Regions from separate parts of the Homo sapiens genome. Here region 1 is linked to region 2. Evidence: chromatin loops called from intact Hi-C (ENCODE). Cell type or tissue: PC-3. All regions are shown on one strand. Each heading gives the region's core, and the rest is flanking DNA. Links, peaks and the distances in the headings are about the cores only.

Region 1 (16,414 bases), core at 5,415-13,414, 62 kb before region 2:
TGGCCTTGCAATATGAAGATATAATTGATGGAAGTTTCCTAATGGTGACCTAGAAAGAGTCCTAAGGATGGCTTAAAGACAGAGGCAATAAATCTCATGACAAATTTTTACAAAGGAACATTGGGATAACCAGAAGAATTGAGAGATGAGGAAAAGTCCAATAACAGTTTAATATACACAAGAGTGTTGTAAAAATTGTCAGCTATTTTCTGAGAAAAGGAAAGCAGGGGAGAGGCAATGGGCTTAAAGGAGTGCATGGAGAATCAGATTAAATACCAGGGAAAGTATCTTGGGTCTCAGCATTTTGAAAACAAACCTGGAACACATTACTAAAAGGGATATCTGAGGAGAGGAGAGACAACCGTCTTTATGGACTGGTTTAACTATGCTAACTTGGAAGCATGATTTTATGCTTTGCATTGTCTTGGAAAAAATTCATATTTATTTGAAGTAAAAGGCAATTCATTCACATCTAACAGAATTTGTAGAGCTGATAACAGTAAGTTATAACAGAACCTATAACAGTGTTTCTCAGCCTTATGTTAATAATCACCTCAAGGAATCTCAGATATTCTCATTCCAAAACTAATTTGACTTTTACTTAAAAATTTTGTCTGAACACATTTGAAAGGGGTGTGTGTGTGTGTGTGTGTGTGTGTGTGTGTGTGTGATGGTGGTGTGGTGGTATTACTAAATCAAACAATGCTAAGGTATCAAATCTTCATTCTTATAAAGTTGCCCCTTTAAAGTACAAATTGGATCCTGAAATAGACTTAGGAGCTAATTCCGGTTTTGAAACCCAGTTAAGAATATCTATAAATTTATGTCTTTCCTACCAAAGGAAAATATTTGGTCTATCTTTACACTGCCATTTTATATTGTTCCTATATTTTTCTCCACAGTAGCTTTACTTAGTGACCAACAGATAGAAAATGCTCTAAACATATTTGTTGAATGAATAAATAGTGATTTCTCTGAATCATATGAATAGTGCTACTGTATGAAATTGTCTTTGAGTTTTTTGAAGTGAGAATTGCAGTGAGTCCCTGCAATGGGACATGTTCTTATAGCTACTAGGTGATATAAATTATTTCTTAGGTGATTTGTGGAAATAGTCTCCTCCTTGCTAGTCAGGCCTCATATCCGGAGACCTAAAAAGTACCCTTGGAGATGTATCCTCCAGTTGAGCCATGAGAAGCTGTGTTACATTATAAGAAAAGGTAATTCACTAGTCCCAGATACTTGGGAGGCTTAAAGGAGGGAGGAGAGAGGTTCACTTGAGCCCAGGGGTTGCAGGCTCTAGTGTACTGTGATCACACCTGTGAATAGCCACTGCACCCCAGCCTAGGCAACATAGCAAGACCCTGTCTCTAAAAAAGAAAGAAAGGAAGAAAGAGAGAGAGAGCTTACATAATATCAAGTATGGCTTAAATGATAAAATATCTCCTAACACTAATATGCTAGCAACCTAACCAAATAAATACTTTTTTTTTAAAGAAAAGGTAATCCTTTTGTTTTTAATCTCGTAAATTCCCAGTCCAATTAAAAATGAAGTCAAGGCCAGGTGCAGTGGCTCACGCCTGTAATCCCAGTACTTTGGGAGGCTGAGGCAGGTGGATCACTTGAGGTCAGGAGTTCATGGCCAACATGGTGAAACCCCGTATCTATTAAAAATACAAAAAAATTGGCTGGGCATGGTGGCAGGTGCCTGTAATCCCAGTTACTTGGGAGGCTGAGACAGGAAAATCACTTGAACCTGGGAGGCAGAGGTTGCAGTGGGCCAAGATGGCGTCATTGCACTCCAGTCTGGGCGACGAGTGAAACTCCATCTCAAAAATAAAAATAATAATAATAAATAAAAATAAAAATGAAGTCAAAATAGAAAGTCATATCAAAATGGAAACAACAATTTTTGCAATTTTATTTTTTCTTAGGATTGAGGAGATGTTGAGAGATGAAGATGAGGAAGATAATGAGAGAAGCAGGATACTTAAGCCTAAATAAATAAATAAGAAAAGCTAAATTGTACTTCCAGTGAGGGCGATGAGAGAATAGGATGTTTAAAAGAACTCCGTGAAAAGATTCAGATCTGAGTTCAAGTTCCAATTATGCCACTACTTATGTGACCTTGAACAAGTCACTTTATGGCAAGGTCCTTGTCTGCCAAGACAATGTCCTGAGTCATCTTTGAAGTCTTTTTGTTTTACAGAAACCCTATTCTTCCTCTGTCATGGAAGCTCAAAGTCTCTGAGGAACAGGGCGGCATGTGGGTACACAGAAATGAATGAATCAATCAGACACATCAACCAGCCTCTAACGCTTCTGGCGTACCTCTAGAATGTCTTATTTATCTCAACTTTTCTGATTCTGATGCTTTGAGGTTTGGGTCCTGTTCATAGGCTGATGCTATCAACATAATTTTCTGCTTTTCTTTGGATTAGCCTATTACTACCATATTACTTTATTTATTATAGAGACAGGTGTCTCACTACGTTGCTCAGACTGGACTTGAACTCCTGGGCTCAAGTGATCCTCCTGCTTCAGCCTCCCAAGTAGCTGGGACTACAGGCATGCCCCAACACACCCAGCTTGAGAAGACTGGACAAAAATAAAAGAACAAACAGTGGTGTCTGTCTGTCTCCAGGCAAGATGCAACAGCAGACAAACAGACTGACCTCATGCAGATGTTCTGCCCAGTCTCACCACCTTCAGGGAGCACATGTACTTTCACAGTTCCATTGTTGCCTCTCATAGACATGCTATGTTGCTCTATGGAAATGGTCTTTTTTAGGTTGGTCATGGGACAGGATAGAGGTGGGCCTTGAATCACATATAAATATGCCCATTTCCCAGGATTAAAACCAATTCCAAAAGCTTGGCCAAGAATTGCCCAATTTTCAGCTAAAGGGAAAGAAGAAAGACAAGTAACTATATATAAAAAGAGCCAAGTCACAAAAAAGAGGGTGCCTTTTCAGGGATATGGTAACTTTGTTACCAAGGCCTGAGCTTTGCTTCCCATGTCTGGAATCAGATGAAAGTCTGGATTTTTTTCATCCCACCTGTAGCAGGATGGGCTCACACTTCCAGCCCTGGGTATCAAGTACTAAACTAAGATTCAAAAGAACCTGAGATACATATTCATCTGTCTTTTTTATTTGGTTATTGAATTAGGTAGTCATAAACAAGAGGATTACAACTATTACTAAAGGATAACAGACACTTCTTTACTACTTTTATATTTGTTCTTAATAAACAGTTTTTTTGTTTTGTTTCTGTCTTTTCCTTTTATACTTAGAAAACCAGAAATTCAAAAGTTCAGCTTTTCAGGTCAACCACCAGATGGTGCTATGGGATCAAAGCAGGGAGTCCTCCATACTTTAGGAAGAAACAACCTCAAAGAGGCAAGCCAGTATTCAGTTCATAGCTAATTAATACCACCAGGACAGTCGTAGGCATACTTTATAACTATAAACATAAATAAAAATAAGTGGATTAATTTAAGTTGGTTTTACTGGTTTTGGGGTTTTTTTTTTTTTAACTTTCTTCAGAGACCCAGAAGCATGGCCTTCCTATATCCAGGTAGTCCAAGCAGTCCAGTCCTATTCACAGACTAGATTCAGGGAAAATATTAAAACATTCCTGGACTGCCACACATTTGGAGTAAGACAATGTGGATTTCCTCATTTACAGCAATTACAGAAGCAGGGTGTATTAATCACTAACTAAACTCAAAACATTCTTACTGGAACTTAACCTTTTCTATAAAAAAGGCCTTTGATAAAATGAAGAGTTCACTAAAGGGTCCTAGCCAAGATGGAAAAAGTGGGAACTGCCCTGATTTAAATGCACTAATGCTAAAAGCGAATCAAGCAAAAGGAAGAGTGGGAAGCTTCGGGATTGTCAGCATGAAGCCCAGTCTCCTCTGCTCATCTCCACTTCCTGTCAACCATACTGTCCTCCTCATCCCTGCAATCTGGCTCCTGCCTTTCTAGGTGTACAAAAATTGAGCTTTCCAGAGTGACCAGTGGCCTGTTAATTGCTGGGCGAAATAGCATCTTCCCACCCTCATGCCCCTTAACTCCTTTTCAGTGTGTGACCATCTGAGATGTCTCCTTCAGAAGAACCTTGCTCTTCCCCTCTGTTAGGTAATACTCATTTCTTGACTTCCTCCTGTCCCCTGACTACTCCTTAGGCAAGTCACTGTCTCCTGTGGCTTCCCCCACTCCCTGACATCCTTAGCCCTCTTCTTTCTAGGTTCTGCTAAGAAGTTGCAGTTTTTTTCTGCACCTGCAGGCCTGGCCTGCCTCCCTCCCCTCCCTGCCAGCCCCACCCCCAGCCCCAGACCTACTCTCTGGGCTTCTCTTGTCTGCCATTTTCTCCTGGATGAAACAAACTTGCTAGTTAATTTTATAACATCAGCTTTCTGATTTCATTATTTTAAAACATTTATTCAAAGGTTTTGGATATTTTTTCTTTTTATAAATGTAATAAATATTCACTGTAAGAGTTTTAGAAAACAAAAAGGCACCAAGAAGAAATAAAAATTACAGAAAATTTCACTATCCAGTGGTTATCTCAATAACCACTAGGAACATTTTGCCATATGTCTTTCCTATCTTCTTATAATGCGTATCTACCCAGAAAAGTCACCTGGGATTATACTATACACAATCTTCATAATGTTTTTTGCATTAACAGCATTGTGAATATTTTTCCCATATAATTACTTATTTTTCTACTATTAGCTTTAATTGCTGCATCATAGTACATTCTATGAGTTTATTTAATTTGCTACTTATGAATACTAAATTTTGTCTTATGATATAAATAATATACAAAAATGATCTATATTGCTTAATCTTTGTACGTATCCTAATTATTTCCTCAGAAATAAAACTACTGGTTCAAAGGCATTTACATTTTTAAGATGTTTGATGCAAATGATCAAATTGCTCTTTAAAATGTTTGAATCTAAACTCTTTATCAGCAGTGTTCAAGAATAACTACTACTCGAAACCACATTTTATCTTTTTTCAATGTTTGAAATTTGGAGATGAAATATGATGTCTAATTATAATTTGTGTGTCTGATTGCTAGTGAGGCTAAACTTTTTTATTTTTCAAATGTTTCTTGGTGCCTTGCCATGTTCTTTTGTGTGCTCAGGACGTAGAATCTGTCCATCCACTTAATGGCTGGGTAATCTTACGAAAACCGCCTTATTTTTCTCACCTCCAGTGTTTTCTTCTATTTAAAAAAAGGAATGATATGTTTACATACTCCCTAGGGCTGCTGTGAGGATGAAATGAGATAATGCAGATGGAGTACTGAAAATGCCTGGCACATAGTAAGCATGCAATAAATGGTAGCCATTTTTCTTTGCCTATTTTTTTTATTAGATTGTTTGTTTATTCTATTTATGAGAATTTCTGTTTCTTTAGTGGCAACATCACTCCACATCACACAGAATAGTAATAATAGCTACCATTTACTGCCTAGGTGCTATAAGCCAGGTATTGAAATGTTTGCATTGCATATGATATCTCATTAAATCCTCAGGAACATCTGATTCCTATTTCTCCATCAATCTAAATATCTAAATAGTCATCAAGTACTATTAGTTCACAAATTTGACCCAAACTCTTCCTTCCTCCTCCAGTGCCATTTAGAACATTACACTGCTGCCCACGACTAATGAGATGTCCTCTAAATTGAATTCTATCATTCCAGGTGGCTTTTCTGCTTTCCAATACCAATACCACTTTCTTTTTTTTTTTTTTTTTTTTTTTTTTTTTGAGACAGAGTCTTGCTCTGTCGCCCAGGCTGGAGTGCAGTGGCGTGATCTTGGCTCACTGCAAGCTCCGCCTCCCGGGTTCACACCATTCTCCTGCCTCAGCCTCCCGAGTAGCTGGGACTACAGGTGCCCACCACCACACCCAGCTAATTTTTTGTATTTTTAGTAGAGACGGGGTTTCACCGTGTTAGCCAGGATGGTCTCCATCTCCTGACCTCATGATCTGCCCGCCTCGGCCTCCCACAGTGCTGGGATTACAGGCGTGAGCCACCGCGCCCGGCCTCCAATACCACTTTTAAAGACACAACTGCCAGAAAAATGATCATTTAGTAATTTCAGAATAGCAAAACATAATAATATTTTTAAAGCTCAAAATATTTGATGGCTCCAGTGACCTCCTGGCCAGTATTCAAAGTCCCCCCACAATCTGTCTCTGGTCTATCTTTTCAGCTGTGGGACCCCTACTTCCACTTTTTCCTTTCTCTGCAACCCCGCCTTTACACGCACATTCGCACAACCTGCAAACACTTGGCTGTAAGCTCTCATTACACTGCTCTTTCACCTGTGTCTTTTTTTACTTACTCCACAAATCCCAAGCATCTACTGCGTTTTAGGCACTGTTCTCTAGGCATCCCTCTTTCTCTATGCACATCTTATGGATTATGTTTCTCCCTCTTGCTAAATGATAATACCATGGTGGGATTTTCCTTCCATAATCATTAATAATTATTTGTGTATTCAAAAGCTGTGTCATCACCTCTTTGCGGGCACTGTCAGTCCAAGGGCTCAGGTCGGGGGAAAAGATTTAGCACTAGAGGACTGTGTGCAAGGAGGAGGTATGTTGAGAACACAGTGTCTTCTCACAGGATTTTTATAGCCAAGCTATATGAGAAAGAACGAGGAGATCAGAAAAGGAGGAAGAGGTGATAGAGACATATTAACTTTTAAAGCCAAGAAAACTACCCTATGTTACTAAGTTATCTTCTTGGACACACCCATTTTCCTATAGGAAAGAAAGATGTAATAAGGGAGGAAAGAAAACTATGCTTTCCATGTGTTATGCAGATGTTATTATTCCCACTTAAAAGATAAGGAAATCAAGGTTTGAGGTTGTGAAACAATCTGCCTGACATCGTACAGTGAGATGATGAAATAATTATGATTCCAACCCAGTCTTTCTGACTCCAGCATCAATCTTATTTCCTATACACAGGCTGATGGCTAAAGAAAGAAAAAACTGAAACCTTGATTTGGACTGTTTCTGTCCCTCACCTCCCATCCAGGACCTCGCTCAACAGTTCACATGAATGCCTTCTCAAAATCCCCAAGCCAGGATCCCCAGGGGTCCTCTTCAAGCAGCTCAGCTCTGACAAATGACTCAGGCACCAGAACAGGGGCTTTCAAAGTGAATGTGCTGCATCATAATTTTCTCTGCCTCTCCTGTTTCACTTAAGCAAAGGGAGAGCTTTGCAGGCATGTGGATCCTTCTTGGCCATTACCCTTAGCAACAACATTAATCTTTGAACTCTTCACCATCATTTACTTAAGAGCAATGACATGCCCAGAGATATTCTGTGACTGACGGCAAAGTTACTAAACATCTAGATTTCCTGATGTATTTTTTTCTTCCTTTCACCCTGTCATTTCCATGTTAAGACAAAAAGTGTTGTTGTTCAGAGGCCTTCCCAGAAATAGCAAGCAGTTATTATTTAGGGACGTTCAGGCAGGGATGAGAAGAAGTTGCCCTTTTCTGGTATCCTTTGTTGTGCCCTGTTCCTACATTCCCACTGCCCCATTCACTGGTTCCTGTCTCTCCTGCACACTCTTTGACCATGATTCATTCTTCTTATTTAGTTTAGAGTGGGTCAGTTTTAATGGAGTATTTCATACTGTTTATCCTCTGTTCCTTCCTTTTCATCTTTTTGCTGCCACATTCTTTTGGCAAACATTTGCTGAGGATCTACTACGTGCCAGGCTCTGTGCCAGCAGCTGGGCTTCATCATTTCATTTCTGACAATCACAATAGCTTCCAAATGGATATCCCTGCCTTAAGTTTCTCCCTGAATCCATCTACTACATCCTGCTGCCAAACCAATCTGTCTAAACTCTACTTTGTAAACAGTACTCTCCACCCATCTGCCCATGGGATTAAGTCCCTACTCATTAGCTCTCTCGTGTCTGTCCTATAGATGCCTTTTACGCTTTTACATTGTGAGGTCCAGGGTGTTCTATTTATTTACTCCCCAGCATCCCATGTACATTTCCACCTCGGTGTCTTATAGCTCTCTAAATTTTCAAGTCCTATTCCATGTCCACTTAATAAATGTTTGGGGGCAAACTCCATACCTGGGACAGCAGAGGATGTGGCCCAACCAATACGTTCTAGTTAAGGAGGAACCTAACACTTCTCCCTAAGAGGAGTCTGAATGTCCCAGCGTTAGGGATGAGAAGCAATACTAACCATGTGACCTTGCTAAATCCTGAAACAAGAATTCCCATCAAATCACTCTTCCATTCACTCAGTCATTCAATAAAATAGTTTTTGAGTATCGCCTATATGCTAGGCATCATGGTGAGTGCTAGGGAACAACAGCGAGTAAGAGAAACAGGTTCCTGCCCTCATGAAGATTTTAGCCTAGTAGAAAGGACACATTAAACATACAAACAAGTGCAATATGTGAGTAAATAAAATATTAGGTTGGTGCAAAGGTAATAGCAGTTTTTGCCATTAAAAGCAATGGCAAACTGTGATTACTTTTGCACTAACCTATAATAGAAATGTGGAGTGTTAATGAAAAGAGAAATAAGTGTTGTGATGCAACAAGGTAGGAAATGCTACTGGAGACAGGAGGTGCTATCAAAGAAGGTCTCTGAAGAAGAGGCATTTAAGCTGAAATCCATATGATGAAGTCAAGCATTCAAAGAGATAATACAGGCTCTTGAACAGCAAGTACACAGACACACAGACACACACACAGACACACACACACACCAAAGCCAATGCAGGCCAATAACCTCACTCCTCACTGGCTTTGATCTTACATGTAATTCATTTGTCCAGTGGGGATGTGACAGCCAGCCCCCTCTATCATAACCATAATAGCTTCTCTTTTGATAGCTAAGCCTTTGGTTTGTGGATCTTTAAAATGATTTAAATTTCATCTACATAGTTTTTCTACTTTGCTCTGCTAACAGGGCAATTTATTTCCAACTCAAATTTGCATAATATTTCTAGAATCCAGTATAGCACCCTAGTGATAGTCATCACTCTGTACATTGAAAATAACTGTTGGTTACTTTTTAGAGTTGGTATATACCAGCTCTTTAAAAAATCTGTAAGTTGCTTTCCATACCTCGTTGATTAACTGGATCTTTAGCTACGTAGGCAACATAGTCTGTAGTATCCTATAAAAAAGGGAAAATGACTGTATTTAAAATGGATGAACTGTACTGTTGAAAGAAACATATATTTTGGACATGATACTGAGGCAAGGACTCAAATACAAATGTTTTTTATTTAAAGAGACAAGAAAAGCATTGTAAAAGGGAACATAAACAAATATACACCATATAGTTTAACAATTATGGAGTCCATGTTCTCTGTCCCTTGGGGAAAGAATTGGAAAATTAAAAATTTAGAGGCAGACTGTCATTAAGAATAAAAGAGAAAGCAGATAGGGAACATGTTAGGACATATTCTTTAAAACTGGCTAGAGACTATGATGCTGTCCTAGGTTGAAAGTTGAAATATCAGGGATTATGCAATCACAAAAGTGACATAAACTAAGATAGGGTATCATGATCTCCTGTTGTCCAAACATATACCACATACATCAGAAAGTAAGTTGACTAAAGAGACATGTTGGATTTTGTGGTTGTTAGCTTGCTTGTATGCAGTGTAAGTTAACTTAAGGGATAATAAAGTGAAAATACAAGGAATTTATTTGATCAATATACAGAAAAGAAAAATCATTTTAAAAAAAAGAGAACCCCTGAAAAACTTAAGAAGTTCAAAAAGAGATGCACTGCTGACTTCGTAAAAACAAACCAACAAAACGCTACTTGGTAATTCCAGCTTTTATTGAAAACAGTAAGCTGATGAATGATAAGGTTTTAATAATTAAAGATGCTTTTTGTTATCTAAGTTCTTGGGAAAAAATACACACAATTCCATTTGCAGATTAGAAGTATGACTCTCTAGAGGGAAGATGCAATCAACTGGCAGGAAATAAAAGCCCATGTTTGTAATACCCTCAAGGATAATCACTTAATAACCCACAATGAATCACACAGGAAGTGGATCTCAGGGTCAGCATAACTCGTCTTGGGCAATTAAAGAAAATAATAACACATACCTGAGTAAATTTCTCTTACGCAAAAAGAAAAAAGGTTTTAAATATCCTCTAAATAAATAAGGCCATATCCTTGGGCTTTGTTTTATATGAATTTAGAAGGAAAGCCACAATTGCTGGGGACTTTGCCACTCTTATTCAAGTGAAGAGGTGGTCTGATGCCAGCCATGCTGTCTGGTAGGTCCAATTATGGGAAAGAGGCTGTGAGACCTCTACAGACCTCAGTTTTCTCATTTTCAAAACAGCCTCCAACATTGGTATAGTTCTAAAATTCTATAGCTGTAAACATTTGGGAGAATTTACAGAATGCTAAAAGTAAAGCACAAATAGCAGGGGAAAATATGTTTAAATGTATTTAATTTTTGACATACTCACAATGCACTTTTTAAGTGGAGAAAGTATATATAGTTATAGAGGCATTACCAACAACTGTTTTCAGGGCTGACGGATGGAAAACAACTGTTTTTGCAAAGAGAGTAAAAATGAGGGTGAGCAAAGGCCAAGAGATGAGAAGGCTATTCATTATTTTTGAAATTTTGGAGGAAATCTTGTAGAAAGATTACTATGTTGGACCTCAGGGACTTTTAAGTCAGCTTCCTACCCTTGTACACAGTTCACTGTGAAGCTGTAAACGATCTCAGTTAATATCCTAAAACAAATATGGGTATGTGTTAGCAATTGTGGTAGTAGTTACTTCTTGTGACTGTGTGCCAGGACCTGCGCTAACACTAACCATGTATCATTTCACTTAATTCCCACAACACTGTCAGGCAATAGGGATTATCCTCCATTTACATATGAGGACTCTGGAGTTTAGGGAGTTTAAATAAGTCACGTCTACTTGACTCCAAAGCCTGGCAGTACATAATACTGCCTCCCTGACCTGATGGTAAAACTTCATAGAGATGATTTCTAATGCCAATGCTTAGGGTGGCTCCAGACTTCTATTTTACTAGACAGGTGCTTTAACCAACCAAGCCATGGCACCGCCGCCAGATTTCTACTTTAAATTAGAATCAACAGGCTTTCTCACCAGCTTTAGAGAGCACAGAGGTGCTCTCAATGCAGCAGGTACAAACTTTCCCATAGTGGCCACAAATTATTTAATGTTTGTTTTTTATAGGAACAGTGGTTTGGTCAATTTAAAGAACTAAAGGCACATGAAGAGAGTATGAAAAAAATTAAGATTCTGGAGAACAATAACAGAAATCATTCAGGGCATGCCTTGAGTAAATGTTTGCGCACCAATTCTAACATGATGACAACCCTTAAGAAATTTAGGGCAAATGCCAATAATTATTTTTCACACTACATGTATAAACACTACTTTAAATCTCTTAAGAAAAGTATTTGAGTTCCTTCATGGATGACTGAGCTAGGGAGAAGAGAAAGTGCTGGTATTTTTCAGCCTGGATTCAGTTGACCCTCCCTGCCAGCCACCATCCTTGGTGTTGCTATTGAGGCCAGATTACAAGGCTGGATGGAAAAGAGTCCAGATAGGCTCTTGGGCTCAAATAGCAGCTGCTAAGCACCAGACACCTTGTATGTCCCTTGTTTGCTAATGGGAATTCACAATTAGGCATCTGTGGAATTTCTTGGGGAAAAGGTGGAACTCTTAACATTTGGTTTACTTTTAAAAATGGCAGCATCATGGAACTAATATATAATAGTTATTTGAAAATAACTATACCCCAGGCTAAAAGATGAGGAAGTAGTAAAGCTTAAAGGGGAAACTGGATATCCATTAATTAGAAAACAAGGGTTTGAAATCCTGTAAAGGCTGCTTTTCTTCCATATGCTTCGTGAGCCAAGATCGTGCCACTGCACTCCAGCCTGAGTGACAAGAGTGAGACGCCGTCTCAAAAAAAAAAAAAGCATGTCTTGGTTTGACATGCTTAAATACTTTAGGTCATTGGTAGCCAATGTGAAGACAAGTAATTATTGAAGTGTTTTTAAGAATTGGCTAATTTAGCTATATATTTTATACACAGGTAAGTTACACCAACACCCAAGAGGAAGAACCTGCTTAAATGCTTTAGATGCCAGTAAATGAAGCAATGATTACAGAGTAACTTCAGAACTTTACTTCCTTTTAGGATATACAATTATTTCTCCCCCATTGAATATTTAGCAAAAAGTTTAAAACAAATGAAAACTACCATGGTATCAGCTGCCAGATTTAGTTTTTAGCATCCTCTATATCTTTCTTGGGTTTCTAGGTTATTGTCCTATCATTTATGACTCTACATTTTATTCCTCAATTACAGGTGAAAACTAAATGTGGTGGATAGAAAACAATCAATGGTTAAACTGAATTGTATTGGTTCGTTCCTGAAGGATATAATCTTTTCTTTAAAAAATGCTTTGCAGAAAAGAAGGTAATACATTCTGAGTAAGAACAAGGTCTGTGTATGTTCCCCCTGCTTTCTTGACATGGCTGATGTTTAACCATTATGAAAGTCATACTCCATCCTCTTCTAACCTTTCATCAAAACATATGGAAGATTAGAAGAGGAAAGAGTACAATAAAAAGACCAATAATGTCACAGAGTGGCAAAAGTATTCTTCTACTCCCTCAGTTTAAACAGATTTGCTTCTTGCTCAGTTGCAGGCTCCCTAGCTTCAAAGCCCCTCTCCTTTTGCTGTGGTCCAGAAATGGTGCAGTAGGGAGTCAAGGAATGACACTCCATTCTGCAGAGTAGGCTTGGAGAAATCCTGTACAATTTCTGGGAAGTGAGTATCACATGACCCCATCTTGGTAGAGAAGAACTACAAGTTCTCTCTCCCCAGCTCAGCATTTCCTCCATGAGTTCCTGCAAACCTGGTTGCTCATTCCAGATTAGACTTAGTTGACTTGGTTGATATATCAAGTCCAGTTGATTAGTAAAGTGTTCCAGAAACTCTGTGTTGAGAAGAATTCTAAGGAAGGATTGAGCAACACATGTATGACATACTTGCTTTTCATGACCTAGATATTATCAACAAGAAGCTTATTAGATGATAACTCCATGGCTAATAACACAATGGAGCACTACTAGCTCATCTACTAATCCAAGTATTTTAAAATTTAATAATAGGAAATGTTTGCCTAAAGAAAATATTTTATTATCTGCTACATGTAGCTATTCACAGACTGTAATAGTATGTTAGGAAAAGACATGTAGTGGCTAATATGGTTTATGTAAAAGTTATTTTATTTTATTATCATCCAGCCCCAAATGTCAAGAAGTTATTTTAACTCATAAAAAGAACTTCTGTGAATCCATACTTACAGGATCCCCTCCAGAGGCAAATGAAATAGACTGCATATGATGATTTGCAATAATCTGAAAAACATAAACATGTATACTAATATAAATTAATTGTTATTTCTAGTTATATACAGTCTAACAGTAATAGACATACATTTGTTTGTTTTGTTTTTGCCTGATCAGCATCCCTTTGAAAACCACCCAACCTACACTCTATAATAATCTCATTTAAACCACGAGATTCTGATGATTTTGTGATGCCCATCTCACTGCCCTTGCCCACCCAGGTGGAACATTATCTAGGGCTAGCCAATCAGAAAATACCATCTCTCTGGATACAGCAGAGCCAATCAATGTATTTTGGGAAGAACTGAAATGAATAATAGGAGAGAAAGCATCTCTCTCTGCCATTAAAAACTATGTAAGCCCAAAGCTTCTAGGGGCCATATTATGCTGCCATGTGAGAAAAGTCTGCTGGAATATGAAGCTTTTCTTCTGATGAAAATCGGAACTGAGAACTAAAAATAGGAAAAAAGTCTGGTGGTAACATTTGTTCCATCACTTTAACCAATATATTTCACCCTCTCCCTTTATATTTTTGTTTCTTTTTGCAAAAGTTAGTTTGAATTTGATTTCAGTCATTCACTACTAAATGTATCCTGAGTAAGGCACTAACATTAGGACTTCTAATATGAGTAAGAATCGCCAAGTAACCACATTAATTAGCTAAGAAGATTGTCTTCTATTTGAGAGTCTAGGATTGCTTGTTTGCAAACCACAGTGTAATGACCATTTGCAGAGACATATCTGTCATGCTATTTTGAAGGTTCATTAAAACACCAACTATGCACCTATTGACTAATCCTGCTTTCAAAATTGTGTGACAGAATCTACCAAAGCTGATTATATAAGATGACCAGCAATTTTATTCCTAGACGTATATCCAACACAATTGTGTAAATATGTGCAACAAAAAATATTCTCAAAGAAGACAATAACTGCCCTGTTCATAACAGCCCTAAATTGGAAACAATTCCAATGATGACTATTGTAATATTCAATGGTGGCATACTATATAGCAGCAACATGTTTGCTGAGCAAAAGAAGTCTAACACAAAGAATATACTGCATGGCTTAATTTATATGAAGTTCAAAACTAGGCAAAATTATGGTATTTGAAATCAGAACAGTGGTTATTTCTGGAGCACAGGAAGAAGGGGCAAAAGATTTTCTGGGATTGCTGGAGTTTCTTGATCTGAATATTGGTTATACAACTGTTCATTTTGTGATAATTATTACGGACTTATTATCTGTGTACTTGTCTACATTTATATTTCAGTAAAAACAAAGTCAATATACAAAGATCAATGTCATTCCCATATATCAACAATAGTCGGCCGGGCGCAGTGGCTCACGCCTGTAATCCCAACCCTTTGGGAGGCCGTGGCGGGCGGATCATGAGGTCAGGAGATTGAGACCATCCTAGCTAACACAGTGAAACCCCATCTCTACTAAAAATACAAAAAATTAGCTGGGCGTGGTGGGCACCTGTAGTCCCCGCTACTCAGGAGTCTGAGGCAGGAGAATGGTGTGAACCCGGGAGGCGGAGCTTGCAGTGAGCTGAGATCATGCCACTGCACTCCAGCCTGGGCTACAGAGCGAGACTCCGTCTCAAAAAAAAAAACAGAAAAATAGCCAATTAGACACTGTATTTTGGGGAGAAAGGTACACTTTGTAAGAGTACTTTAGTACAAAACTAATAAGAATCATGTAATGCTTTTTGGAAAACTTCACTGAAGAGTATAAATAAGATCTGAACAAGTAGAAAGATATATATCACTCTCATGGATGAGAAGATGGTATTACAAAGGTGTCAATCCTACCCCAGATTAATTTATAAATTCCATGCAATTCCAATAAAAATGCTTCTAAAATTCATATGGAAGAATAAATGTGCAAGAACAGCTAAAGCAAATTTTAAAAGAACAAATGCATAAGAATTCCCTTATAAGATAATAAGAAATATTATAATATCACATTCAAGATGCTCCTAAATTCATATGAAAGAATAAATGCACAAGAAGAGTTAGCGCAGTTTTTTAAAGAACAAAGACAAAATATTCCTGATCAAACAGCAAGATATAAAACTGTAAAAATGTCACAAGAATTCAAAGTCTAAAAATAGACTCATGTATTTAAGAACTTTTAGTCTATGATAAATCTGACACCAAGCAGCAGTCAGCCAGAAATCATGTGTCCATGGTGAGAAGAACTAGAGCAGGGGCTCCCGACTCCCCTGGCCAGAGACCAAGTACCAGTCCGTGGCCTGTTAGGAACCGGGCTGCAGAGGAGGTGAGCAGTGGATGAGCAAGAGAAGCTTCATGTGTATGTACTGCTGCTCCCCGTTGCTCACATTACTGTCTGAGTTCTGCCTCCTGTCAGATCAGTGGCGACATTAGATTCTCATAGGAGAATGAACCCTATTGTGAACTACACATACGAGGGATCTAGGTTGCATGCTCCTTATGAGAATCTAATGCTTGATGACCTGAGGTAGAGCTGAGGTGGTGACGCTAGTGCTGGGGAGTGGCTGCAAATACAGATTAACAATAGCAGAGAGGTTTGACTGCACAGAGACCATAATAAATCAATTGCTTGCAGACTCATATCAAAACCCTATCGGTAAGTAGCAAGTGACACTTAAGTTGCATCTGGTGGCAGGCTACATAGTGGCAAGTGAGTTGATGTACTTCAGTTGTACAGCTGCAGCTGATGGCAGGCTTTAAGTCTGAATCCGACTATTTTAGTTTGTTCCTGACCCGCCCATTATTTTATTTACCACTCCCATCCATGTCTCTTTCCTGCACCATGCACTTTCTCGGTCACAGTTTTGGTAAGCCCATAAGCTAACCCTAGCCAAAATGAGTAAAAAACAAACTTCACTGGAGAGGTTCTTTGAAAAGGGGGAAAGATCCAGTGATGAGACTGCAGAAGACTTTAAGACTGCCAACAAAAATAAA
Region 2 (16,414 bases), core at 5,385-13,384:
TTCCTATATCTTACTTGGTAGGTTTCTAGTTGTATGTAAAAATAAAAATCTACAAATTATTCTGCCTGCCTCAGCCTCCCAAAATGCTGGGATTACAGGCATGAGCCACCGCGCCCGGCCAGAGATTTTTTTAAGTAGATAAAAATAGATAAATGGCTGGGAAAAGGGGGTACCAATTAGTACAAATAGACTGCAGAGCCATCCAGCAATACATATCAAAAGCCTTTAAAACATTTATATTGTTTGACCTAGTGATCCTAATTCTAGAATTTGTCCTTTGGAAATATAATCAAGATATATATATGATGTTAATCACAGCATTACTTATAATGATGAAAAATAGAAGAGGCCAGGCATGGTGGATCATGCCTGTAATCCCAGCACTTTGGAAGTCTGAGGTGGGAGGATCCCATGAGCCCAGAAGTTAAGATCAGCTTGGCCAACATATCGAGACTCTTGTCTCTATATATGAAGAAGAAGAAGGAGGAGAAGGAGAAGGAGAAGAAGGTGAAGAAGAAGGAGAAGGAGGAGGAGGAGGAGGAAGAGGCAGAGGAAGAGAAGAGAATGTTATGCAGTCATTAAAATTTTAGAAAAACAACCCATTTATCTATTGACTGATGGATGAATAGACAAAATGTAGTATAGACGTACAATAGAGAGTAGTATTGAGCCTTAAAAACGAATGAAATTCTGACACATGCTACAAGATGAATTAATCTTGAATACATTGTGCTAAAGGAAATAAGCCAGACAGAAAAGGACAAATACTGTATGTTTCCACTTTTATGAGGTACCTAGACCAGTCAAATCCATAGACACAAAAAGTAGAACAGTGGTTGCCAGGGGCTGGGGAGGAAGAGGAAATGGGAAGTTATCGTTTTTTTTTTTTTTTCCTTTGAGATGGAGTTTTGCTCTTGTTGCCCAGTCTGGAGTGCAATGGTGCAATCTCGGCTCACTGCAACCTCCGCCTCCCGGGTTCAAGCAATTCTCCTGCCTCAGCCTCCCAAGTAGCTGGGATTACAGGTGTGTGCCACAATGCCTGGCTAATTTTGTATTTTTTTAGTAGAAACAGGGTTTCACCATGTTGATCAGGTGATCTCAAATCCCTGACCTCAAGTGATCCATCTGCCTCAGCCTCCCAGTGCTGGGATTACAGGCGTGAGCCACCACGCCTGGCCAGAAGTTACTGTTTAATGAGTACAGAGTTTAATGCGTACAGTTTTTCATCTTCGGGAAGATGAAAAAGTTCTGCAGATGGATGGTGACGATAGTTGCGCAACAATGTGAATGTGCTTAATGCCACTGAACTATACACTTATAAATGATTAAAATAGTAAATCTTGTTATGTGTATTTTACCATGATAAAACATGCTTTAGAATCTTTAGCAACAGGAAATTGCTCAGTATGGGAGACTTAGTATATAATATTGTTCAGATTTTGTGTAAAATTCTTTGTAAGCTCATGTATAGAAAAAATACTGGAAATGGATTTAAAACACAGACTGTTAATAGACACCCTCTCTAGGTAAGATTCTGAGTAATTTTCTCTTTCATACTTTTCTGTACTTTCCAAATCTTCTAAGTAAACATGCAATATTTTATAACTAGAAAATAAAATAAAATTTAAAAACCCGCCACCTAAATCTCTATCCTCATTCCCTGCTTTTTTGATGCAGTAAATAAGCACTTCTTCCTATCTGAAAGTAGATTGCTTATTTACCTGTTTCCTTGCCTATAGTCTGTTTCCCCAGCAACAGTGTAAATTCCATGAGGGTAGAGGCTTTGTCTTATTCACTTGAACAGTTTCAGGAACTTTATGGATACTCCATAAACATTCGAGTGAAAAAGAAAGAATCAATGAATGAATGGGTGAATGAACAGAAGATTAGTCATCCTCAGTGTCTTAGTCCATTCCTGCTGCTATAACAAAATACCCCAGACTGGGTAATGAATAAATAATAGAAATGTATTTCTTAGACTTCTTGAGGCTGAGAAGTCCAAGATCAAGGCACCAGTAGATCTGGTGTGTGATGAAGGCTCACGCTGCTCCTCAGCCAGGTTCTTCTTGCTGCATCCTCACATGCTCCCTTGCACCTTTTATAAGATCACTAATCCCACTCGTGAGGGCTCTGGCCAATGAATTAATCCCCTCCTAAAGGCCCTGCCTCTTGATACTTTCACACTGGGAATTAAGTTTCAATACATAAATGTTGAGGGGACATATTCAGACCATAGCTCTCAGGTTAGGACAGTGGGGATTCCTTTGTCCTGTGCCAACCTGGGGTATCAGCCCTCTTTCTCTCATCTGTAGCCTGCTCAGGATTGGAAGAAAAAATGTCTCAAGATTAAGAATCTTCAAAATGGAGTAAACCCTGAAATATGTCCATCAAAGTAGGGCTAACAGTTTGGAAAGTAGTAGATACCATGTCACTTGAAGAGTAATTGAAGGCACTGAGAATGTGTAAGAGAAGATTTAAAGGGGAGAAGAAATGTAGCTGCTTGCAAATACTGGAAGTGTAGTCAGGTGGAACCATGAATTTATTCAGTAAATATCCAGTGAGCCTCTGCCATGTGCCAGTGACTGACGTAGGTACCAAGAGTACAAAAAACAGGATTATATAATATGTTTGATTCCAGAGGAAATACCAAGGATAGACTGAGAGAGGTTTGGAAAGGCAGATTTGAATGCATCATAAGGCAGAGAGTCTCAATCAGCATTTCCTAAGGCACATTTCATGGAACCCTAGGATGTACATTTCTGTTATACGAGAAAAGGATCCAAGGCCCAATAAAGTTTAGAAAATCTTAAGGTAAGGCTGGGTGTAGTGGCTCACGCCTCAATCCCAGAACTTTGGGAGTCCAAGGCAGGTGGATGACCTGAGGTCAGGAGTTCAAGACCAGCCTGGCCAACATAGTGAAACCCCATCTCTACTAAAAATATGAAATTAGCCGGGTGTGGTGGCGGGCACCTGTAGTCCCGGCTACTCAGGAGGCGGAGGCAGGAGAATTGCTTGAACATGTGAGGTGGAGGTTGCAGTGAGCCAAGATTGCACCACTCCAGCCTGGGAGACAGAGTGAGACTCTGTCTCAAAAAAAAAAAAAAAACAAAAAAGAAAAAAGAAAAAGAAAATTTTGAGGGGTAGAGTTTTTTCAACTATAGCAGCACAGGACTACTCAGTCTTTTTTTTTTTTTTTTTTTTTTATGAGTCAGGGTCTTGCTGTCACCCACACAGGAGTGTATTGGCACAATCATCTCTCACTGAAGCCTTGAACTCCTGGGCTCAAGTGATCCTCCAGCCTCAGCCTCCTGAGTAGCTGGGGCTACTGGCATGTGCTACCGTGCCTGGCTATGTTCTTTTTACTTTTGTAGAGATGGAGTCTCACTATGTTGCCCTGGCTGGTCTCAAACTCTTGGCCTCAAGCAATCCTCCAACCTCAGCCTTCTGAGTTGCTGGGATTACAAGCGTGAGCCACTGCACCAGGCTCAGAGTCTTCAATATACTATTGTATACTGTAGTCTCCTAAAGAGTGATGTGGCTCCTTTCGCTACATTTTTTGACCACAGGATACTTCTTTTTCTAGGCCTAGAATTTCATGGGATGAGCATTAGGGAGAGTTATTCTCTACATGACAATATTCACCTTCAGAACAGGAGGCCTGCAAGCACAGATCTACTGTGGCATGCCCCTGAGACACACCTTGGCACCACATCCAATGGATGCCCAAGTCTTCATTCTGAACCACTCATATCGACCCAGTCCTCTCACCTCATCTCCCTCACTTCACAATTTTTCCAGCTGCCAGTCTGCACTCACTCCTTCTTTCCGTCCTTGCTTTGGGCTTAGCTTTAATGAACCATGCCTTGTATTTCTGCTTCTGACTTGAGCTCCACGTAACAGGGATTCTGATTTCTTCCCCTAAGCTCCCTGGGGTCACCCTGGGTAAAACTTCCCTGATTCCACTGTTCCATCTAGCTCACTGTACATAGAGGAGGGAGACCCAGACAAGGAGTAAGCAGTTTCTCACGTCAGGAAGAGCTTGGGGAAAGCTTGGGCTTTCTCATGTTGAAAGTCTTACTTGGTCTTATTTTCTGCTACTTCCTTGACAGGTCTGATTCTGTAATGGCTTCCTGCCAGGCATAATTTTAAATACTTTTGGTACCTGGGAAACCAGCTATTTCTGTAGACTGTATCATCTTATTCATCCTCACATGAAACACAGATGCACTGCCACACAGTTGAGAAATCTTTCACACGATGAGATCAAGCCACTCATTGAAGGTCACTGGGCGAGCCTTCTACACTCCAGTCGCGTGAATAAAAGTGCATAATGAATTGGAAGGTTTGCATAAAATTCCTGTGGGAGAAATTATTGTGACTTTAAACCATACTCCTCAAAGCCCCTCCCATTTTTGGCTTCTTACCTTGTAACTTGGGTTCTCATTCCAAAATCCAGTGATCTCATTGATTGCAGCACTTCAACACAGCCCATGTACTACAATAAGAAGAAAAAAAAGAAGAAGTAGGACAAAAATTCCAAGAAGCTGTCTCTTAGCTTCACGGCAACTTCCTGGGAAGCACCTAAAATCAGCTTCTGCTATCAAGTTACATTTGCACCCTCTGCCTACAACTGTTATTTCTGACTGTTAATGGACACATGCCTAAAGGTTCAATTCAGTTACAAAACACCAGTTAAATCCAAACCATAATATAGATAATGCAAGTAACAAAGACAAATGTGGGTTCAGTGGTTAAGATCATGGGCTCTGGGGCCAGATCATGTGAATTTGCATCCTGGCTCTGCTACTTCTTAGTTATGGAACCTGAACCTCAGCAAGTTAACTTCTGTGCCTCACAGTTTTGTCATTGGTAAAATGGGGATACAATAGGAATTGTTAGGAGAGTGAAATTATTTCCTACATATAAATAAAGCTTTTAGAACAACGCCTGGTACATACAAAGGCCTAAATAGTAGAGGAAGCAAAAATAAATGTGAGATAGAGAATACAGGAATGTCAAATCTTCTAAGTGGATAGAACAAGCATATAAATGCATAGAATACCAAACTTAGTAATATAAGATCTTATCATCCTTTGCAGCTGATTTAAATATTAAGGGGGTTCTTGACAGGACAAAAGTCATGTGCTGCATCAGTGATTAGTATGGTTAGCTCGAACACCATGTATTGCAAAGGGAATTGTGACTTATAAAGCTGAAAGATGGTTTATATTTAGTGTGGCAGCAGTGAGGATCCATGGCAGGCGTGATGCGATTAGATCTGTGTTGGAGGAGGCTTAAGTCAGCGGCAGTATGAAGGTGGGTTAATGGTGAGGGAATAAGTTAGGATGACCCTGTGGAGAGGGAAGTAACGACAGCCCACACTGAAGAGGGATGGTGTCAATAGGAAGGACGGGACAGATTCAAGTGACATCATGGAAACAGATACTACAGAATTCGGCAGTTGATTTGATACGGAGAACAAGAGAGAAGGATGAGTCAAGGATGACTCACTCAGATGTTTCCAGCCAGGGTAGCAGAGGGAACAGTGATGCCATCAACAGAAACAGGAAAGCCAGGAGAAGGGAAGATGATGAATTGGTTTGGGAGCTGTTGACTTAAGGCACCGGTGGGGTATCCAGGAAATAACAGGCTGGCAGCTGAAAATTGGATTCTGGAGACCTGAGAGGATTCAGCCTAGGGACGTGGACTTAGTAGTCTTCTGTGTAGCTTTGCCAGGTGAGGCTGTGAGAGTCAATCCTCCCAGAAGAGCTTTGGTTGAGGAGGGAGAGTGCTTCTTTGAGAATTGCCTTAGAAATGTTACTAGAGCTAAGAGGTCCAATTGAAAGTGATCTGTTGTCTCCTCGGAAATGATATGCTCCCTGTTTAGCTTTCCTTTGGAGGCTTTCCAGCCTCTCTATGCTTGGGAATGGCAAAAACACTGTCAAAAGATGTCAGGAGCTGGTGGGGAGGGGCACCTACCCAAACACTTCTTGTATAATAGTATTTCTTTTTTTTTTTTTTCTTTTGAGATGGAGTCTCACTCTGTCACCCAGGCTGGTGTGCAGTGGCACGATCTTGGCTCACTGCAACCGCTGCCTCCCAAATTCAAGCAATTCTCCTGCCTCAGCCTTTTGAGTAGCTGGGATTACAGGCGCATGCCACTGCACCTGGCTAATTTTTGTATTTTTAGTAGAGACAGGGTTTCACCATGTTGGCCAGGCTGGTCTTAAACTCCTGACCTTAAGCGATCTGCCCACTTTGGCCTCCCAAAGTGCTGGGATTACAGGCATGAGCCACCGCATCCTGCTGTATAATAGTATTTCTGAGCAGATTGTGCAGGTAGAACTCCTTGATGCACCGAGTGCTGCCTGGAGCCTGGTGCTGGGAAGAGCATGCTGGCCGGGACAATCACCCTGCCAGTCTCATCCAGACTCCTGTTAGTCACACTCAGTTACACTCCTCTTGGGATCTCTAGTACTGAAACATTTTGGATATTTTACTCTGTCCCCATCACACTAGTAAGAAACATTTTGGATATTTTACTCTGTCCCCATCACACGTAACTTCCCAAGCCTTGGGTACCTTAAGGAAGTTGTGTCTAGAGATTTCTCTTCAACTGTAAGTGTTATTAGGAGAAGAAAGCTAGATATAGGAAGTAGGTTAGAAAGCCCATCTCAGAATTGTCAAGAAAGGAAATTCCAAGCATCCAAGCTCCACGTCCAGGTGGCATGAAAAGATTGTCCATATGTCTTCACTGACTTCTCTGGCTTTTGGTACCTTCCAGCGCCCTCTTCCACCCCAGAGCCTAGGTCTTGCGTCCCTATATCCTGCAGTCCTGGCTCTGGAAAGAGTGGACTCCCCACACAGGCTGGAGAGCAGGCCTGGATCCCCTCCAATACCCCCAGGAGGTCTTGTTGGTGAGGAGGTGGGTATCATCTTTCCCTTTAGCTGTAAATCACCGATTGAAGACAAGGTGATATCAACTGGCCCATCCGTGCACACTTTTTGAAAAGGTGACCAAGCACCTACATTTTTCACACTCCGCTGTGGTGGTTCTTCAAAACTTTATATCAGATCGTGTTCCTCCACCACATGAAACCCCTGGCATCTATGATCAAAACAATCTCGTTACTATAAACCCCTAGACCCTGGGGTTCCTGGCCCCAGCTCACCCCTTCAGCTTCATCTGTGTCACTGTCCCCTTACACACTTTGCTGCCACATTGGCCTCCTTTCTACTCCTCAAATACACCCCAGCTCTTCCCTGCACTTGACATTCTGTCCGCCTGGCTCTCCTACACAGTTCTGCAGGACAAACCCCTTCTCATCTTTCAGGTTTCAGTTCAAATGACACACCTCAGAGGCCCCCTCCTGCCACCCTTCATCTCAGCCCCTATTCATCACTGATTGATTATTGGTTTACTTGTTAATTTGCTTGTCTAGTACCTCTTTCTATTCCCTTGGCTATAACCACCATAAGATTAAAGATCACAATCACTGCCATATTCCCTGCAACAGTGCCTAGGATCTGGTGGGCACTCGATAAACACTTGTTGAAAGAATGAATGAAGCATCTTTTGTTCAATTCTATTGTACCTTTACAATGAGTGGGGGCTAGGGCGAGCCGAGGGACGGAGGGAGGTGAAGGCTTGGCTGGTCTCTCCACCCAGGAGTACAAGAGCACCCAGGACTCAGCCTCAGGTGCTACAGGCCAGAACAACGTCTTTGCAAGGTTTCTAGATTTCTCAGCAATGTACTTCATGTTTGTTATTTTTGTTGTTCTTCATTTTGGAGTGGCAACACACAACCTAGACCGAGGAGGTTTTGTAGTGAAGTGGGAAGCTGGCAAGAATGTGCCCTACTTCTCAGGCGGGCTATAAGCTGTGGGTGGGAACAGCCCTGGATGATAGAGTTGACAGTGGGAACTTTAAAAGGAAAGGAGAGTACAGAACAGAAACAGACATTTATGTTCAGACAGAAATGTCTGAACAGGAGGGGGACAAAGGGACAAACGGAAACAGCTGGAACAAGGACACCCAAGGCTGATCAAGTTTGAGACCCACGTGAGGAGAGTGTCAAAGTGAAGGCTATTCTCAGCCCAGTTATTAAATAAGTTGCCATTCATTTTGGTTATCAATGAGGAGAGGAATTTTTAGTGTCTTGGGGGTGAGAGGAATTCCTCCACGGTGTCGTTCTTAATCACACTTCATGGTTATAACCACCTTATCTGCTTCGGACTAAGGCAAGCCCAAGCATTGCTTCGGGATCCCCTTCCCTTCATGTGAACCTCTGTTTTGATTCATACACTTGTCTGTCAGCTATGGCACAGGTGACTCCCTGTTGCAGGGAATATGGCAGTGACTGTGATCTTTACTCTTACGGTGGTTATAGCCAAGGGAATAAAAAGAGGTACTAGACAAGCAAATTAACAAGTAAATCAATAATCAATCAGTGATGAATTGGGGCTGAGATGAAGGGTGGCAGGAGGGGGCCTCTGAGGTGTGTCATTTGAACAGAAGTTTCTGGAAAAACATGAGTCATGGCCTGAGATGATTGACAATGAGGACAAGTCCCCTTCCACTGTGGGCATGTGTTGAGAAAATCACAACTGATTTTTGCCACAATTACCCCAAAGACAAGAATGGAGTGAGTCTTCCCATTGACTCACACAATCCATTTCACTTAAAAAACACCGTGGTGAGGAAGCGGGGAGGGGGCGGTGCATAAAAATACTCTGTCCACTTCTTTCTTTAGGTGTTTGATGACTGCATAAGCAGATAGTGGCTGAATATCAAGGCCCGAGAGAGGAGAAGTTTAGTTTGTTAGCTATAAACTGGAGATGACAATACTTCTCATTCACGTATTAAATGCGGATCTGCATAAGACATGGGCTCTGTTCTTAAGAAACCTGGCCCCATTCAGATAGGACAACCATGAAAAGAGATGACCTATCTTTTCTTTTTATGAGATTAGTCATTGTTGCTAACTTTATTTAAGAGATGAGGAAATTGAAGCCTATTAAAGAGAAGTGCCTGGCTCAGTTTCATTTATTCACTGGTACTGAATCAGGGTTTATTCTAGAGTCTGCAGTCCATTGCTAGGACCCTGTATAACAGAAAAAGTGAAAAGAGGAGTTATCCTGCTGGCTGCCACTACCCTCCCTTTGGTCTACCCAGGAACACGGTGAACAGTGTCGAGACGGGGGACCACAATGGTAACAGCAGATGTGAGTCCAAACTGCTCTGGGAACTGCAGGAGGTGAGACAGAGGACACTCCCTAATTCCCCACCCTGTGGTGAGGAGAGGACACTGAAGACCTTTATTTGGAGCCTTACAGGAACAGTGGGAAAGCAGCGGAGCTCAGCGTTGCTCAGACAACCTGCCCATTCAGCCCCCAGCATAGGTTTACCTAACTCCCAACTCGCTTCCTCCCTTTATGCCCCAAGGCAGTCATAATATTTTTGTACTGTCTGAGCTTCAACCACTTGCTCCCAGGGAGAGGTGAACAGCCTATTTATGGCCATGTGTATCTTGGGCTTTGCTCTCCAGAGAAGAAATTACTGGGATTTTCAGAGGAAAGGAATGATAGTTACTTATGGGAAGTCTCATCCTAACTCTCTTACAGAATGATGACTACAAGCACGCTACCTAAAGAAAAAAAAGATACATATTCTTATACTCTTAGAAAGAAGGTCTGCAGGATAATAAGAAACTAACAGTGGTTGCTTTTGGAAGTGGGAGAGAGGCAGGTTTTTACTTTTTACTTTATACTTTTGTACTGTTTATACAAATAAGTGTAAACATATTTATTTTTAAAAATAAGTAGTAGTATTAGTTTAGATTTGAAAAATAAAATGAGCAAAGCTCACTACTTCATCTATAAGAACCACAGTTTTATTGAGTAGGGTGAAATCTCTTTTTATACATGGCTTATTCCCTTTCTCAGAATATACCTGCATCTTGGCTAGGAGTATGGGAGAATATTTTTCAAGAGAAGTTTAAGGCACAGGCCCTGCACTTGGTAAGTTTATAATAAGAGTGCTAAGACAAGGAAGAAAATCACTTCCCAGCTACTTGGGAGGCTGAGGCAGGAGGATCACTTGAGCCCAGGAGTTTAAGGCTGCAGTCAGCTACAATCGTGCCATTGCACTCCAGCCTGGGGGACAGAGCGAGACCCTGTCTGTAAATAAAAAATAAATAATGAATTAAAAACAAACACTGAAGAACAGTATATAATCAACTATGATATAAGGAGGGTCTGACCTTCATGCAATAAATGTTCAACAATGGTAGAGGCCACCAAAATGGCAGGAAAACACAGCAGGATATTTCTGCCACCTTTAAATAATTTTTAGTCTTTCCCATTTAAAAAAAATGGGAGAGTAAGAAACAGGGACATTCCCTTCATAACCTTGAAACACTGTCTCACTTTCTTCCTTTCACTCATGCCTCAACTCACAATAGTAAAGTTTCTGGCCTCATCACTCTAGTGAAACTGCCTGAGCAAACCAACTACTTCCTCAAAGTTCCTTTAGTGAACGATTTTTGTTTTCCTACTCACCTATTGGGGTCACCTACCGCTGTCGACCTTTACTCAATCCCTTCATTTTCCTCTGAACTCTCTTCTTTAGCTTTCCTGAGAACATTTTCTCCAATTCCTCATCTTCTCTGACTATTCGTTCTCAGTCTCCTTTGCTAGTTTCTTATTTTTTAAAAACAATGGTTCCTTCTCTCCCTATACCAGTGATTCTCAACCCTGACTGCATATTAGAATCACTTGGGAAGTATTAAAAATTCTGATTCCTAGGTTCTACTCTAGTCTAATAAAATCAGTCTCTAGCATGTACACTCCTTTGCTTTCAATTACTGCCTCATGCTCATGCCACACACATTTTTAGCCCAGGTTTTCTCCCACCTTCAGATGTGTATTGGCACATGAATATTCTAATTGCATCTCAAATTCAATACATTCAAATTATTCCTCTACTTACATTTCTGATCTAAACCAATAGTATCACTATCTACCTAATTACATAAACCAGAAAAGTCAACTCTTACTTTTTTTTCAAATCCATCAACCAATCAAGAGGTAAGCCGCATCCTTTCAATCTCCCTATCATCGTCATAACTTCCCTGTCTTCTTCCCTGAACTCTGCACACTACCCCCAGCATTTACTATCCAAGTTTAGGCACATTCTTTCTCTCAATTGCAATACTGGGGTCTCATCATATTCATGGGCAAAGCATATGAATTCAACTGCATCCATTTGGCAGGCAGAAAGCGAGAGATTAGCCCCTTTGTTATCTCCTCAGTCTTTCAACCCTACTTGCCAGAGAGTAGGGTAACTATCTGCCCCAGAGAAAGAGTATCTGAATTTATGGAGAGTTAAATAATATCTTGTGTTTCTGTTTGCAATAATAAATGTCTTGTGTTTCTGTTTGCATTTTTGGAGACATACTCTGCCCCAGAGAAAGAGTATCTCTCCATAAATGCAAACAGAAACACAAGACATTGATTCTGACAATTGATCATCCAGATGCGTGGGAGTTGGAGATTTCAAGGATGATCCAGTGTATTCTTTATTCTGAGTTTTATTCTACTGTTGACTTTAGAATATGGCCCTCCCTAAGATGGGGTTTCTGGTGTCCCACCTTTTGAATCTGCCTTTCCCAGTGCAGCCAGCACATTACTAAAACACATATATGGCATGTTATCATTCCGTCCGATCCCCCAATCATTCTCACTTAAAACACTCCCAAGACCCCCATCCTTAAAGCAGAGCTTCCCAAACTTTAGAGAACTTAAGAATCACCAGGGAAACTTACAAATCAGATTTTAAAAATAAAATTCCCAGGCTCTGAGAAATTCTTCTTCAGTAAGACTGTGAAACTGCATTTTAATAAGCAATCAGGTCCTTCTACTACAGGTTGTCCAGGAATCACACTTTGGAGAAAACACCAGTCTTCAGGAAAAGATCCAGCTTTCTTAGAATGATGTACAGGGCCTCTCATGATTTGGCTCTTGCTGAACTCTTTAGCCTTTTCCTCCCCGCTTTTGCCCTCTCATTTTGCACTCTGGTCATTTGCCTGAACTCACCATGCTTCAAAATTCAGAACAACCCCTTCCTTTGCTCCTCCCTCTTGAAATGTCCTTCTTATCCATGTCCATCTTATTAACACCTACTCATCATTCACAAGGAAATGCAAAGTCACTTCTTTTATGAGATCTCTCCTCTTCCTCCCCATCCCTACCTGCAGCCTTGATCTTCTTTGGGCCCTCTTCTATACTCTGTATGAACTTCTAGCAGACCTTTAATAAAACTTCCTTTGCTAATATGGAACTACTTCTTGGTCAATGTGTCCGTATCTCTTTTATAGCAAGAATGGTGTCTGTTTCTTCTTTGTATCCTCTGTGTAAAGCCTGGATCAACAATATTCTTGAGATGAGCAAGTAAGATATGGCTTGAGGTAACTTTTAAGAAAGAATGGGATATGCATATAAAAAAAATCACATTAAGGACTTAAATAATATTAACTGCTCTTTCAAATTGAATCTCATCTAACTTAAATTTCCCAAAAGAATAATCATAAAGGCCAAAAACTCAGTGCTTAATAATAAAGATATTAATGAGCAAAGTAAACTAGATATAAGAAAGTAGCTAGATTAGGACAAACTTGGAACCATATGGCCTACAAAAAGAACAAGGCCCAAACCAATCATTCCAGTCCCTCGTTACCATCTGGGAAACCAGACCCTGTGATTTTTCAAAAGAGGTCAGAAATCAGACTTTATTTGTAAGTTTTCCTGATTTTTAATTCCAGCAAGTCACAATGAACAATCCAAAACAAAATTAAGAAAATAATTTCATTTGCAATATGTGATCAAAAAGAATAAAATACTTATGAATAAATCTGATAGGATAAGCTTACACTTTGAAAACTGAAAAACATTGTTGAAGGAAATTTAAGAAAAGTGAAATAAATGGAAAAAACATCCCATGTTCATGGATCAGAAAACTTAATAATGTTAAGATAGTAATACTCCCAAAAGCTGATCTAAAACTTCAGCAGAATCCCTATCAAAATCTCAGATGGCTTCTTTGTACAAATTGACAAACTGATCCTAAAATTCATGTCTAACTTCAAATTCATGTGTAATTTCCTGACATTCATCTGTAATTTCAAAATAACCAGCACAATCTTGAAAAAGAACAAAGTTAGAGAATCCGCATGTCCCAATTTCAAAACTTACTGCTCAGCTACACAATCAAGATAATGTGGTACTAGCATAATGATAGACATATAGATTAGTAGAATAGAACTGAGTCCAAAAGTAAACCCCTGCATTTACTGTCAATTGAATTTTGACAAAGGTGACAAAAGAATTCAATGGAAAAATGACATTGTTTTCAACCGATGGCACCAGAGCAATTGTATATAAAAGTTGGACCTCTATCTCATACCATAAGCAAAACATAAACTCAGAATGGTTACAAGACCTAAATATAAGAGCTAAAACTGTAAAACTCCTTAAAGAAAACAGTCATAATCACAGGACCTCAGAATAGGCAATGGTTTCTTAGATATGACACCGAAAGCACCAGCAACCAAAGGAAATAAATATATAGGTTGGACTTCATAAAAATTAAATTCTTTTGTGCTTCAAATGACACTAAGAAGAAAGTGAAAAAACCACTCAGAGAATGGGAGAAAATATTTGCAAATGACATATCTGCTAAGAAACTTGCATCTAAAATACATTAAAAAACTCTTACAACCCAATGATAAAAAGACAAATAACCCAATTTAAAAATGGACAAAAGAACTGAACAGACATTTCTCCAAGAAATATATACAAATAGACAATAAGCACATGAAAAGATGTTCAATATAATTTACCATTGGGAAATGCAAATCAAAGCCACAGTGAGGTACAACTTCACACCCTCTGGAATGGCTATAATTTAAAATACAAACCAGCAAACTGAAAATAAATGTTGGTGAAGATGTGGAGAAACTGGAACCATCATACATTGCTGGTGGGAATACAACATGGTAACACCACTAGGGGAAACAGCTTGGCAGTTTCTCAAACAGTTAAACATAGAATTACCCATATGACCCAGCAATTCCACTCCTAGAAATATACCCAATAAAATTGAAAGCATATGTCCACACAAAAACTTGCACCTAAATGTTCATAGCAGCATTATTTATAATAGCCAAAAGGTAGAAATAACCCAAATATCCATCAACTGATGAATGGACAAATAAAAGGTAGTATGTCATGCAATGGAATAGTATTTGGCAATAAAAAGCGATCAAGTATTGATACATGCTGCAGCATGAATGAACTTTGAAAATATTAATTCTAAGTGAAAAAAGACAATCATAAAAGACTGATTTTATTTTATTTATGTGAAATGTCCAGAATAGACAAATTTGTAGAGCTAGAAAGTAGGGCTATGTGGTTTTTGGGGAATGGAGTGTGACCTCTAACAGGTACAAGGTTTCTTTGGGGGTTGATAAAAATGTTCTGTAATTGGTGATAGTTGCACAACTCTGTGAATATATTAAAAAACCATTGAATTGTATACTTTAAATGGGTGAATTATATGGTATGTGAATTACATCTCAATAAATCAATTACCAAGAAGCAACAACAACAAAAGGAATCCAAACAAGCAATATCTGCAGGCAGTGTGTGATCCTTGATATAAACTATTCAGGAAATATGTATGAATGGATGAATAATGGATAAATGAATGAGGCATCAGCAGTGACTACAGTTTTTTGAAATATTCTGTAGCCTTGAGGTGGAGTTCATTGCTCTTCCTTTGGGATCCCAGAACACCTTTGTCACACCCCTAGGTTGCAGTCACCCTGTGGTGCTGCAATTTATCTGTTCCAATGTCTATGCCTCCTGCTGGACTATGGGCTTCTCAAGGGCAGGGAGTGAGTCTTAGTCATCATTATGCCCAGCACCTCTTACAGTGCAATTAAATGATTTATTTGAATGAACTAGCCAAGAAATGATGTTCAGGAAGTCTCAAAATAACCTGCATCCTAACTGGACCATTTGTAATGTGTTCCTTCTTAAAGGGGTATATTGTCAATTAAAATAATCCTGAAGTTAAGCTGGCCAAAGCCCTCCTTGTGCCAGGTTTGAGCTGGAATGTGGGTCGTGTAAGAAGGGAATGGAAAATCCTTCCCCTTTTAGTGTAACACCAATCAAATGAAAACCTGGGCAGGGTTTTGAAGAAGCGGGAGTAGGGCATCTCCTGCCCTGGAATAGGGAAGCAAGTTTAGAGAGAGCTCAGTGAGATGGACAGAGAGATGAGCTGCTTGGAACACAACTTTAAGGAGGAGGTGCAAGTGGTCTTGGCAAAAACGGACTTTTCTTAGGAATAATCTTATAGCACCTTTGAATGCTATAATAATAGCATTATATAATAATATGTATATTATAATCTATAGCATCAAGGAGCATAAAGGTGCTAACACTTTCCATTTCTTCACTATTCTGTGTCCTCTTTTATTTGCTTTTCTACAGAGCACTTACTGCTGAAATTATTATGTATTTGTTGGCTATCTGTCTCCCCTACTAGAAGATTAGTAGCAGAGAACAGGGAGTGTTGTATCCCCAACACCTAGAACATAGTAGACCCTCCAAATATATTTTGGTTGATTGAATTTGAATATATATTTTTAAAATAGAAACATCTATTTTTGCTGAAAACTCCTCCTTCTGCTCCAGGTTTAAAAGCCTGAAAATCTGGATTTGTTCAGTCATTCACATTGGAGACTCAACAACCAGGAAATTTCAACCCTGTAAGTCATTAGTCATTATAACGATGGAACCTTCTAATAGTAAGTTGTGTGTTCTGTTTGCTCTTACAAAAGGCAGATCTCCTTTCTCCAGGGTTCCTGCCCAAGTCAAAAGGCAGGGTTGTGAAGTGAGCAAAGCCTTTCACTTGGCCCAATCCATCTCCTTCGATGTCTTTCCCTGCTAAGTGGACTCCACCCCAGCAGATGGAGAGAGTCTCCATTGTCTCCATCCCCAAGATTCTATTCCCAGTCCGCTTAAAGTAAGCTGAACCAAGCTTGTGCCTGCTTCCCCTTTGCCTTCCACCATGATTGTAAGTTTCCTGAGACCTCCCCAGCCATGGCTCCTGTACAGCCTGCAGAACTGTGAGTCAATTAAACCTCTTTTCTTTATTAATGACCCAGTCTTGGGTAGTTCTTTATAACAATGTGAGAACAGACTAATACACTGGGAAATGAGCTGCCTACAATTGTCCAAAGAAATCTTTCAATTTCTCTGAAAAAAGTACTGGTCATCTGTGGGCAAGGAAAGTATGACAACCATCTGCATCCCGTGAGGCAGCTATGTACTGTCTCATTCCAACAGTCCT

What was found. Peaks named below come from ENCODE experiments on the same cell type or tissue, not always from the same donor. Only the 100,000 strongest peaks of a DNase experiment are listed, where the experiment ranks them.
Region 1: a loop joins it to region 2, with 4 times the contacts of the local background. A loop is called at or near these places in 6 of 110 quality-filtered maps.

The regions. Positions count from the first base shown.
Region 1 is chr15:48,858,674-48,875,087 of GRCh38, forward strand. It overlaps SHC4 (SHC adaptor protein 4), which reads right to left. Exons shown (of 12, transcript NM_203349.4): 5 at 13,416-13,469; 6 at 9,145-9,196. Among named protein-coding and RNA genes, the nearest start is that of EID1, 11 kb to the right of the region's middle. RefSeq lists a silencer at 15,650-15,971. In PC-3, for the core only: no CTCF peak of the experiment used is centred there; DNase peaks (open chromatin) are centred at 7,688 and 10,068; H3K27ac peaks cover 4,842 bases.
Region 2 is chr15:48,920,455-48,936,868 of GRCh38, forward strand. SHC4 (SHC adaptor protein 4) reads right to left here. Exons shown (of 12, transcript NM_203349.4): 2 at 4,425-4,495. Among named protein-coding and RNA genes, the nearest start is that of SHC4, 35 kb to the right of the region's middle. In PC-3, for the core only: no CTCF peak of the experiment used is centred there; DNase peaks (open chromatin) are centred at 5,537, 8,647, 8,797 and 9,357; H3K4me3 peaks cover 1,509 bases; H3K27ac peaks cover 5,179 bases.